Regions from separate parts of the Homo sapiens genome. Here region 2 is linked to region 1. A link is a loop called in an ENCODE intact Hi-C map of the cell type or tissue named here. Cell type or tissue: K562. All regions are shown on one strand. Links, peaks and the distances in the headings refer to the core of each region. The heading gives the core; the rest is flanking DNA.

The links. Hi-C counts contacts between places; a loop is a spot of excess contacts. Peaks named below come from ENCODE experiments on the same cell type or tissue, not always from the same donor. Only the 100,000 strongest peaks of a DNase experiment are listed, where the experiment ranks them.
Region 2: a loop joins it to region 1, with 1.8 times the contacts of the local background. A loop is called at or near these places in 2 of 110 quality-filtered maps.

The regions. Positions count from the first base shown.
Region 1 is chr6:33,378,354-33,383,353 of GRCh38, reverse strand. No RefSeq gene overlaps it. Among named protein-coding and RNA genes, the nearest start is that of KIFC1, 11 kb to the left of the region's middle. In K562, for the core only: no CTCF peak of the experiment used is centred there; a DNase peak (open chromatin) is centred at 2,723.
Region 2 is chr6:33,423,664-33,429,602 of GRCh38, reverse strand. SYNGAP1 (synaptic Ras GTPase activating protein 1) reads right to left here. Exons shown (of 19, transcript NM_006772.3): 3 at 3,700-3,805. Among named protein-coding and RNA genes, the nearest start is that of SYNGAP1, 6.6 kb to the right of the region's middle. RefSeq lists enhancers at 1-531, 3,681-4,223. In K562, for the core only: CTCF peaks have their summits at 1,952 and 3,523 (motif pointing right); DNase peaks (open chromatin) are centred at 1,502, 3,602, 3,722, 4,282 and 2 weaker places; H3K4me3 peaks cover 3,546 bases.

The DNA.
Region 1 (5,000 bases), core at 1-5,000:
AATGGAAGTAATATATCCACATTTCAGGGAGAGCCCTAAAGGAAGGAGTATGCCCTTCCCCGTCAAACCATGCCATTTGTTGAGAATAGAAGAACCACAAGCTTCACCGGGCGTGGTGGCTCACACCTCTAATCTCAGCACTTTGGGAGGCCAAGGAGGGCAGATCGCCTGAGGTCAGGAGTTTGAGACCAGCCTGGCCAACACGGTGAAACCCCGTCTCTACTAAAAATACAAAAATTAGCTGGGCGTGGTGGCATGTGCCTGTAATCCCAGCTACTTGGGAGTTGGGAGGCTGAGGCAGGAGAATCGCTTGAACCCGGGAGGGGAAGTTTGCAGTGAGCCAAGATTGTGCCACTGCACTCCAGCCTAGGCGACAGAGTGAGACTCCATCTCAAAAAAAAAAAAAAAAAAAGAAAAAAGAACCACAAATTAGAAATGTCTTGCCTTCCTGGTAATCTTGGAAGTTCTGCACCAGTCCTGGACTGGTTATCTCAGAATTTGCTTACAGGAAAAATTCACTTGTCTCTTGTTTAAGCCACTGTTATTTCTCAAACTCCTGGACTCAAGCCATCTGCCTTCCATGGCCTCCCAAAGTGCTGGGATTACAGGCATGAGCCACTGCACCCAGCCTAGACATTGTTGCTATGCCTCCACAGAGTACCGTGGAGTAGCCTGAGTGGCCTGGGCCCTGCCTCGGACCCTGTGTTTGAAGGGACTCTGCACTTTGGAGTATCTTCCTTGAAATTTCCTAAGTCACTCTACAGAGCCAAGGGCCAGCCTGTGCCAGCAGAGAACTCGCTCCCATTGGGCGCTCATGGGGTTCTGTAGCCTTGTAGGATCAATTCTGCTAGCAGAGAGGTATTTCTTTTATGGATCGCACATGATTGGGCTACCGGCTGGTCCACTTTGACCCTTAAGCTTGAGCTGTATGTGTGGGTCCTAGTGATGGCTCCCCCGCCCCCATTCTTTGTGTTCCAACTGTGGTGGTATCTCTGTTACCTTAGAGTGGCAGGTAGTCAAAGGAGTCCTTCGTCCTGTGTGTCCCTCACTGATGGTGTCGCGCCACATGCTTCACTGGCACCCAGGAAAGTCATCCCATCCACTCCACAGCCTCTGTGCTACATGCCAGATTGTCCTCTGGGAATAGCTCTGCCTATCTCCTCTCAAAGCTTTCAGGAAGGTTGTTCCACAACCCAACAGGCTCTTCCCATTAATGTCCTCTCTTCTCTTCAATTGATGTGCTGACCTTCTGCTCTCCCAGGTTAGCTGTGCTGGTCAAGGGATGGACTTTCTTTATGTCAAAGTGACTGCTTGGCCTGGTGCAGTGGCTTACCCTTATAATCCCAGCACTTTGGAAGGCCAAGGTGGGAGGATTGCTTGAGACCAGGAATTCAGCATCAGCCTGGGCAACATAGTGAGACCACTTCTCTACTAAAAAAAGAAGGAAAAGAAAGGGACTGCCCTTCTCATTCCACCTACAGGCCGCTCACCTATCCACCCTACTGGTGGTCCTGTGTAAAATGTAGGGGTGCTGCCATCATTGAAGGCGATCACATTCAGCCAGGCATGGTGGCTAACGCCTGTAGTCCCAGCACTTTGGGAGCCCAAGGCTGGTGGATCACCTGAGGTCAGGAGTTCAAGAACAGCCTGACCAACATGGTGAAACCCCATCTCTACTGAAAATACAAAAAAAATTGGCCGGGCATGGTGGCACACCTGTAGTCCCAGCTATTCAGGAGGCTGAGGCAGGAGAATCACTTGAACCCGGGAGGCAGAGGTTGCAGTGAGCCAAGATCGCACCACTGCACTCCAGCCTGGCGACAGAGTGAGACTCCGTCTCAAAAAAATAAAATAAAATAAAATAAAATAAAAACAGAATGTTTGGAAGGCCTGTCCTTCGTCTACTCGGAGTTGTAGTGATCTGGGTTGTAAATCATAGTTAAGAGGGGTCTGATAGCTCCTAACTCCCTATTGTTAGAGAGTTTATAGTAAGACTATGGCTTTTCTTATAGCCATAGGAATTTAGAAATTTGCCATGCCAGCCAGACTCTGAACCCTCTACCTGTAGGTAACTTTAGTTTTCTTTTTTTCTTTTCTTTTTTTTTTTTTTTGAGATGGAGTCTCCCTCTGTCGCCCAGGCTGGAGTGCAGTGGTGCGATCTCGGCTCACTGCAACCTCCGCCTCCCAGGTTTAAGCAATTCTCTGCCTCAGCCTCCTGAGTAGCTGGGATTACAGACGCCCGCCACCATGCGTAGCTAATTTTTTGTACTTTTAGTAGAGACAGGGTTTCACCATGTTGGTCAGGCTGATCTTGAACTCCTGACCTCATGATCCACCCGCCTCAGCCTCCCAAAGTGCTGGGATTACAGGCATGAGCCACCACTCCCAGCCAGAAGTAACTTTGGTTTTCTTAACTGTAGGGCCCTTGTTAGTTGATAAGGGAACATATCAGATCATGGGACTTTACACTTCAGCAATGAGAGGGGGTGCTCTTTAATTTAGGCAGTGATGTGAAGGTATTTGCATTTTTGAAAGAACACGCTAGCTACAAAATGGAGAATAGATTGGCAGTAATTGGGTGAGGATGAGGAAAGATAGTTAGGACACCACTGTAGTCATCCAGGCAAGAGGCAAGAGGACCTGAACAAAAGTGTAGTTGTGAAGATGCAGAGAGGTCAGAGATGTGGAAGGTTCTTAACAGGCAGAACCAGCAGGACCTGGAGATGGATAAGACATGAAATGGGTGGGGCGAGCAGAGAAGGTAGTTGGAGGGAGAATGTCAGATTTTTGGCTTGAGCAACTGGGTGGCTGGCAAAGTCAGTCACAGGGAGACAGGCACCAAAAGAGGAGGAGTTTTGTGGAGAAGGTCAAGGGCTCTGCTTGGACATGTTGAGGCTACACTGCACTTAGGGTGTGCAGGGTATAAGCAAATACATAAACAAATTTATTTTAAAGTCTATAACAGGCTGGGCACAATGGCTCATGCCTGTAATCCCAACACTTTAGGAGGCTAAAGTGGGTGGATTACTTAAGCCCAGGAGTTTGAGACTAGCCCAGGCAACATATTTAGACCATGCCTCTACACACACACACACAGACACACACAAAAAAAAAAAAAGAAAGAAGAAAAGAAAATATATTACAAAATACATGAGCGCCACACCTGTAATCCCAGCACTTTGGGAGGCCGAAGCGGGCGGATGACGAGGTCAAGAGATCAAGACCATCCTGGCCAATATGGTGAAACCCGGTCTCTACTAAAAATACAAAAAATTAGCTGGGCGTGGTGGCGGGCACCTGTAGTCTCAGCTACTCAGGAGGCTGAGGCAGGAGAATCACTTGAACCCGGGAGGTGGAGGTTGCAGTGAGCCGAGATCACACCTCTGCACTCCAGCCTGGGCGACAGAGTGAGACTCTGTCTCAAAAAATAATAATAATAATGACAATAAATGAGCCCATGTGAAGTATAGTGATGTCATTTTTTTCAAGACGGAGTCTCGCTCTGTCACCCAGCCTGGAGTGCCATGGCGCCATCTCGGCTCATTGCAGCCTCCGCCTCCCGGGTTCAAGCGATTTTCCTGCCTCAGCCTCCCAAATAGCTGGGATTACAGGCACCCACTATCATGCCCGGCTAATTTTTGTATTTTTGTAGAGATGGGGTTTCACCATGTTGGCCAGGCTGGTCTTAAACTCCTGTCCTCAGGTGATCCACCTGCCTCGCCCTCCCAAAGTGCTGGGATTACAGGCGTTAGCCATCACACCCAGCCTCAACTGTATATTCTCCTGAGCTTTTTAGGGTATAGTCAATGCATTCCCAAAATGTGATCACTTTCTTTTTTTTTTTTTTGAGACAGAGTCGCGCTCTGTCACCCAGGCTGGAGTGCAATGGTGCGATGTCAGCTCAGTGCAACCTCCAGCTCCCGGGTTCAAGTGATTCTCCTGCCTCAGCCTCTTGAGTAGCTGGTATTACAGGCAACCGCCATCGCGCCTGGCTAATTTTTTTTTTTTTTTTTTTTTTTGAGATGGAGCCTTGCTCTGTTTTGCCGAGAGTTTTTTTGTTTGTTTGTTTTTTGTGATGGGGTTTTGCCAAGTTGGTCAGGCTGGTCTCGAACTCTTGATCTCGTGATCCACCTGCCTTGGCCTCCCAAAGTGCTGGGATTACTGACTGGTGTGAGCCACTGTGTTTCTATTTTTTTTTTTTTTTTTTTTTGAGATGGAGTCTTGCTCTGTCGCCTAGGCCAGAGTGCAGTGGCGTGATCTTGGCGATTCTCCTGCCTCAGCCTTCTGAGTAGCTGGGACCACGGGTGCGAACCACAATGCCCTGCTAATTTTTGTATTTTTAGTAAAGACGGGGTTTCACCAGGTTGGGCAGGATGATCTCAATCTCTTGACCTCGTGATCCGCCTGCCTCGGCCTCCCAAAGTGCTGGGATTACACGTGTGAGCCACTGCTCCCGGCCTATTTTTAAATTTTTGAGATAAAGTCTTGCTCTGTCACCCAGGCTGGAGTGCAGTGGCACGATCTCAGCTCACTGCAACCTCTGCCTCCCAGGTTCAAGCGATTCTCTCGCCTCAGTCTGAGGAGTAGTTGGGACTACAGGCGTATGCCACCATACCTAGCCATAGATTTTTGTCTTTGAATATAACACAACGTGGGAAAAGCATAGTAAATTCACTGATGCCTCACTTATCTCAAATGATACAAATTTTGAACCATTATTAAATTTCACGGAAACCATTATAATTTATATAAACAATATGCTGCAAACATTTGAAACAAGTCATGTAATAGCAAGTCTTTACAAATTTATTAGCCCTAGGAGAAGTATTATTTTTTTTTTCTTGGATGCCAGAATCTTGAGAACAGTATGTGCAAAGTAAAAATGCATTCGATTTGAGAGTTATACTTAGCTTTTTGAAGTTTTTCAAATCTTGCTAGTGAGCCGTTTGCTAATTAAAAGTGATCTTCTGAGCCTGATGTGGTGGTGCGTGCCTGTAGTC
Region 2 (5,939 bases), core at 940-5,939, 45 kb before region 1:
CCTCCAACATCTCTAATCTTGCCATCACCCACAGAATCTCCCCCTGCCCTCCAAATCCCTAACCTTCCCTTTGGCCTTTCTTCCTCTCCACACCCAGCTGGCAGCTCTCAAGGGGAGCCAGAGGAGGGAGGTTGCCAGAGAAGGGCGAAGAACAGGGTTGGACACAGAGCAGAGAAATGGGAGACAGAGCTCTGTGCTGGGGATATGAACCTCTAATGACAGTCCCTGCTATGACAGGCCTCACTGTGAGCCAGCCCGTATGCCTGAGTGGCCTTCCCTGATCCAAAACCAAGCCTGATCCTGCAAGGCCTACAAGAATCCAGTGCCTTCTCCCATCTTCTTCCCTTTCTTCTTTCAGAGATCACTTTACCAGAAGGCCTGACTCTCTCCTCCCCACTGCCTCCCCAGCTCCCAGACCCCTTCTTCTCCCACCATCTCTATCCAGTTCCCCATCTTAAGCTCTTATCCCCTGTTCTCTCTTCTAAGTCTGGCTTGGCTTTCTCCCACATTCCCATTCTCCAGCTATTCTTTCTCCCTGGCCTGCTGCTCTCTGCTCTCTTCTTCAAGCCTCTCTCATTCCTTCTCTCCTATCCCCTCCCCACTTTTCCTCTTTACCCCATTTCTTCCCTTTTTAAGCTTTTCTGTCCCCACTTACTGACCAAGCAGGGCTTACACCTGCCCAGCCCAAAGGTGTTTCATACACAGTAGAATTCCAAGGAACACATTCACACACTTACTCCCCCCAGCCACACCACCCACATCCAGACACGCCCTGGACACCCATGCTGGGATTGACACAGATACTCAGGCCAGTGCTGGAACACACATGCAAAGACACACACCTGCCACCAGGGACACAGAAAATCCTGCTCATAGGGCCACACATTCCCACACACAGAAGCCTGACAGGAGGTGAGCCCCAGCCAGGGATATGCATGCTCAGGGTCAGAGGTGACATGGACCAGCAAGGCCGCGGACTGCCCCACAAGCCCGTGGCTGGCCCAACAGCCCCCTAGGCAGGAAACAGGCAGAGGCAAGATAAGACAGGACACACTTGCACAAGGATGGCTGCACATGTGTGCACGAGGAACTGGGCCCCCGTGTGCACATGGCACCGACACACAGGAGACACGAGCATGGGCACGAACACACACGCGGACACACGGGCTGCCCCTTCCACCAGGGGCTCCAAGATCCCACACACACCGGCCGCCCCCGCGTGCTCAAGACCCTGTCCGCACGAGGCCGGTCCCCGACCCTCCCGTCCTCCGCTGTCCCCCTCCGGTTACCATAACTCCCCCCACTCGGAAGATGCAGCGAGAACATGCGGAGGGAGCAGCTGCCGCCGCCGCCGCCGCCACCGCGGCTTCCCCACCCCCCTCCCCGCGCCCACGCACACGCGCGCCCCCGCCCCACGCGCGCGGCGCCCCCCCCTCTACGCGCGCTCCTAGTCCGCCCGGCCCCGCCCTTACCTCGCACCGCCCCCCGGGGGGGCCAGGGGTGTCCCCGGTGGGGGAGGGGCCCCGCCCCTGCGCGGGGGAAGGGCGGGGTGCGGAGGGAGAGGGGGCGGTACGGCCCGGCTCGCGCCGCCCGGCGCGGTGGGGGCGGCGGCGGGGCCCGGGACGGCCGGGACGGCCGCGCGGTGACGGCCGCGGGAACGGCTCCCTCCGCCGCCGCTCCCGCCGCTGCCGCCGTTGCCCGGGCCCCGCCGCCGTTGCTAGGCGACCGCTGCTGCCGTGGCCGCCTCTGTCACGAGCCCTGTCGCCCGGAGACAGCGCGAGAGAGACGGGGGAGGGGGGCAAGGGGACCCCCAAAACAAACCAGGCCACCCACCATCCCCTCCTGAGCAGGACCCCCCCACACACACAAAACCGCGGAGAGAACGAGGGTTCGCGGCTCCACCCAGCAGAGGAGGAGCCCAGGATTCCAATGCCCCTCAAAGGTCCGGCGACCTCTCCCGGGCTGGAGAGTCCACAGCCTCAGCAAACACCTTGGCATTGCCAAGTCCCCAAGGTCCCAACGACCCCTATGTCCACTGCACATCCTCCATGCCCTTTACACATTCCATGTCTGCCTGAAGACCCTAAACGTTCACCCCCATCAACTTTCACTAAGCCCTCCCCCCAAATACATATGCCCCTGGAACCCCTCCCAGCCCCTACTGAACCCCAATACAGCAACCTCCACATGCCACCTCAACTCCAAACACACACGGTGTCCCCACCCAAAACACACGGGAGACCCCCGCCAGAGACCCCTAGACCCTGAGGACTCAGGATAAGGAGAAAGATGGGGAATAAGTGGGCAGATCTGCCAACCACAGGACACATGATAAACATGCTCTGTGAGCATGTGACCATTCTGGCCTGGAAACGCAGGTGTACACACATGCACACAAACACACACATCTTCCCCAGACATGAACATGACATACACACATATACATATACACACAGATGTGACAGACATCACACACATTCTCTGTATACACTCCACCACCACCTGACTTTGCCTCACAGAGATGTGCTACCCACACACCCCGATGGTATGGGGTTTCCATGACAATGACACACATCCCTGACCACCCACCCACCCACCCAAGGTCCCCAAACCGGCCCACAAGGCTAGTAGGGCCTGGACCTATCAGAAGGCTGGAAGGAGCCAAAGGATGGGGACAGGTCACTGGCTCTCTAAGGGAGAGAAACTGGTAGCTTGAATTCCTGAAGGGAGGGGGAGCTGGTGGGAAAAAGGGGTCACCTGGGGGTTGGAGGAATGGGGAACCTGGATCGCTAGGTCCGGGAAGGGAAATGAAGTGGAAGGGGGCAGTGACGAGGGGGTTTCCGGGGGCTGAGGGCGTCTCTCTGCACCTTGGCTGCAGATCTCTGTTCTCTGCCTTCATCTCCCCTCACTGTTCCCATGGAAACCTTTTAAGCGAACTTCTCAGGAAGACAAAAATCTTTTTTTAAATGACTAAAGAGGGGGTTGGGGGGGCAGAAAGGGGGAGGGAGGGGAAGAGACAGATGGAGAGAGGGAGAGAGTTGGAGAGACAGACCGCGCAGATAGCTCTACAGACAGAAAGGAGATGAGATGGGAGTCTGATGGACTTTCGCCGGGAGCAGAGGGGAGGGACGGGGTAATCAAGAGGGGTACAGAAAATAAGAGAAATCAGGGAGGAAAGAGAAAGGGTGATACAATTGCAGAAAATAGAAGCAGCTGATGAGAGGAGAAAACAGGGGGTAATAAAAGGAGACCTCAAGGACTGAAGGTCCGGAAGAAGAATCAGGAGCATAGGGGTGGGGAAGAGGTCTGGGGGGAGGGCAGGAACTAGGTCATTCTTTCCAAGATCCCAGACCAGGGGCTGGGAGGGGCAGGGGCAGGAACACACGGACTGGAAGCTAAAGATCTAAGGAGACTATTTTTACAAGCACCAGGAAAATAGTCAAACTTCACTGCTGGAGAGGAGAAAGGGAGCGAAGCCGAGCGAGGACCCACAGGGGCCTCTCACCCACAGCCCCTGTCCCGCTCCACCTTCCAGAGGAGGGCGCCATCTCCCCTCGGGAAGCAAGACTTTGTCTCCGCCTTCTCCCGCCCCCGGCCAGCTCCCGCCGCTCCCCGACGCCCCCGCCCCGCCAGCCCGGTCCATCTTCAGCCCTCTCCCCGCGCCTGTCCGGGTCATGAGAGCCTGCTCGGCCGCCGTACCATGCTCGCCGTGGGGCCGCCCCTCCACCGGCACGGAGACTGTGCGTCTCAGCAGTTTGTTGCGACTGGACTCGCTCCTCCGGTCCCGGATCAGTAGGGGGTGTATCTAGGGGAGGTGGGGGTGTGTCAGACCTCCCTGGCCCACGCCGCCCCTCCCCTCCCTCTTCCCCCCTCCGCCTCCTCCCAGGAAGGGCGGGCCTCCTTTTCCCCCTAAGCCTGCCCACTTTTTCTGCCCCGGCCCCTCCACACTTGGTGACTGGATCTCTCCCTTCTCTCCCCCAGTCTCTCTCTCTCATTCTTTGCCGTCCCACCCTCTTTTCTCCCTCCATTTGTCTTGAAACACCTTCCGGAGAATTCTCCCAAACCCTACTCAGCTCTTCTGCAACTCCTCAGAAGTTAGCTACTTCCTGAATCCAGTTTTCCCTTGACCTTCAGTTCCTCCATTCTCCCTGCTTTCCTCCCAACCTCCCACCTCCCTTACCCCCTTCTCTCCCTCCGAGCCTGTCACGGGGGTAGCAGAAGCTGCATTTATAATCAGGATCCACAGCTTGTCTCCCTCCCACGGCCCGGCTTGCGGCCAGACTGGGACCCAACCTCCCCTCCCGCCAGAGGGCCTGGTCACCTTCCCCCACCTTTCATCTCCTTCCATCACCCGACCCAGCATCTCTCAGTTCCCTTCTTCCCCTCAGCCATCACCTTTCCCTAAGCTTCACACCCAGCTCCCCCTGTCCACCTCCATCCCTACCTCCATACACCTCCACCCCTGCAGTCTCCTCCACCTCTACAAAGAGCCACAGGAACAGACCCCTCACTATCCCCCAGCCCCAGTTCCACCACCCATCCAATTCCAACTCCCTGCGTCTGTTCAGGCTGCTCATTTTCCCAATTCTATCTACTCCTCCTCCCACACACACGCCCTTCCTGCTCCAGACCGGCCATTCCTATTGCCCCTCAACTTGCTGGCCACTGGTCCCTTCAGTCTGTCCCTATCTCTGTCATTCCTTCATTACCCCAATCCATTGTCTTCCCTCTTCATCCCTATAACAGTCCCCACTCTGGGTTCCAGTTTCCCCCATTTCTCCTACAGACTCCAAACCTTGATCTAGGGGTTTGACCACAGTCACTCAAATGTCTCCCAATGGTGTCCAAAACTTAGACTCCCCAAGCCACCTCTCCTTTCAAAGTCACCATATCCTCTCCTTAACACCTCTACTTTACTCTGTGGCCTGGAAGCTGTCTACCCAGCCATCTCTCCACACTCTCACCTGCCCCCATAGGTCCCTTGACACTCTAGTTAGCCCTGACTCAAATTCTAACCCTTCCTCATCACACCATTCCCAATAACTTTCAGGGTCCATCTCTCACCACGTTTGGTTTTCCAGGCTACCCTACCATTTTTTAAAGCTTGTCCCCCAAATCACCCCCATTCCCTGACTCACACTTGTGGGGCACCATTCCAGTTTTTATCCTCTATTTCCTCCAATGGACACTCCTGCTGACCCAGCTCCCAAATCAGAACCCACACTTCCCTGGCTCTCAGATCTCCATACCTGGCCACCACCTCCCATAAGAGGCCTCTGTCCGTTTCATCTCCTTTACTCTGGCTAGTCCCTGCCCCTACTCCACTTGTACTCCTTTAGATAACTCCACATACTCCCAGTTCCCCTCCCTTATATTCCTTCCTGATGTCCAACCACTCCCTTGCAGAAGCCCTCTCAGTGTCTCTCTAAACCTTGATCTCAATCACTCTCCCAGTCTTCACCCCATCATGCCAAGATCCACTGACCTCAGTCTTCTTTCCCAGTATCCTCCAGCTACCTAAAACCTCCTCTATCCCCTGCCTTTTCTCTGCGTCCTGCAATTTCTCTTCTTGCACTCTGCCCCCTGATGGAGAAAGGACTGGGAGTCTTGCTCAGTGGGCAAAGCAGAGAGGGGTCCTGAGGATTGCTTTGGTTGGGAGGGCCTTCCATGTCTTCACCCCTTCTCCAAACCCTTCAGTTCCCCTTCCCCATTCTAACCTATCCTACAATATGGACAGTGTGAAAACAGGAGCCTCCCCACCCCCGAAATCTTCAGAACCACATCTCCTCCCCAACACAGCTCATAACCCTCAAAGACTCCCTGCCCAAGATGAGAGAATGACTACCCCTCTTGTCACACTCCAACCCAAGTCTCAATGGCCACCCTCCTGCCATTTGCAAATGTTTCTTCTTTGTCTGCCTTCTTTGTGTCTCTCTCCC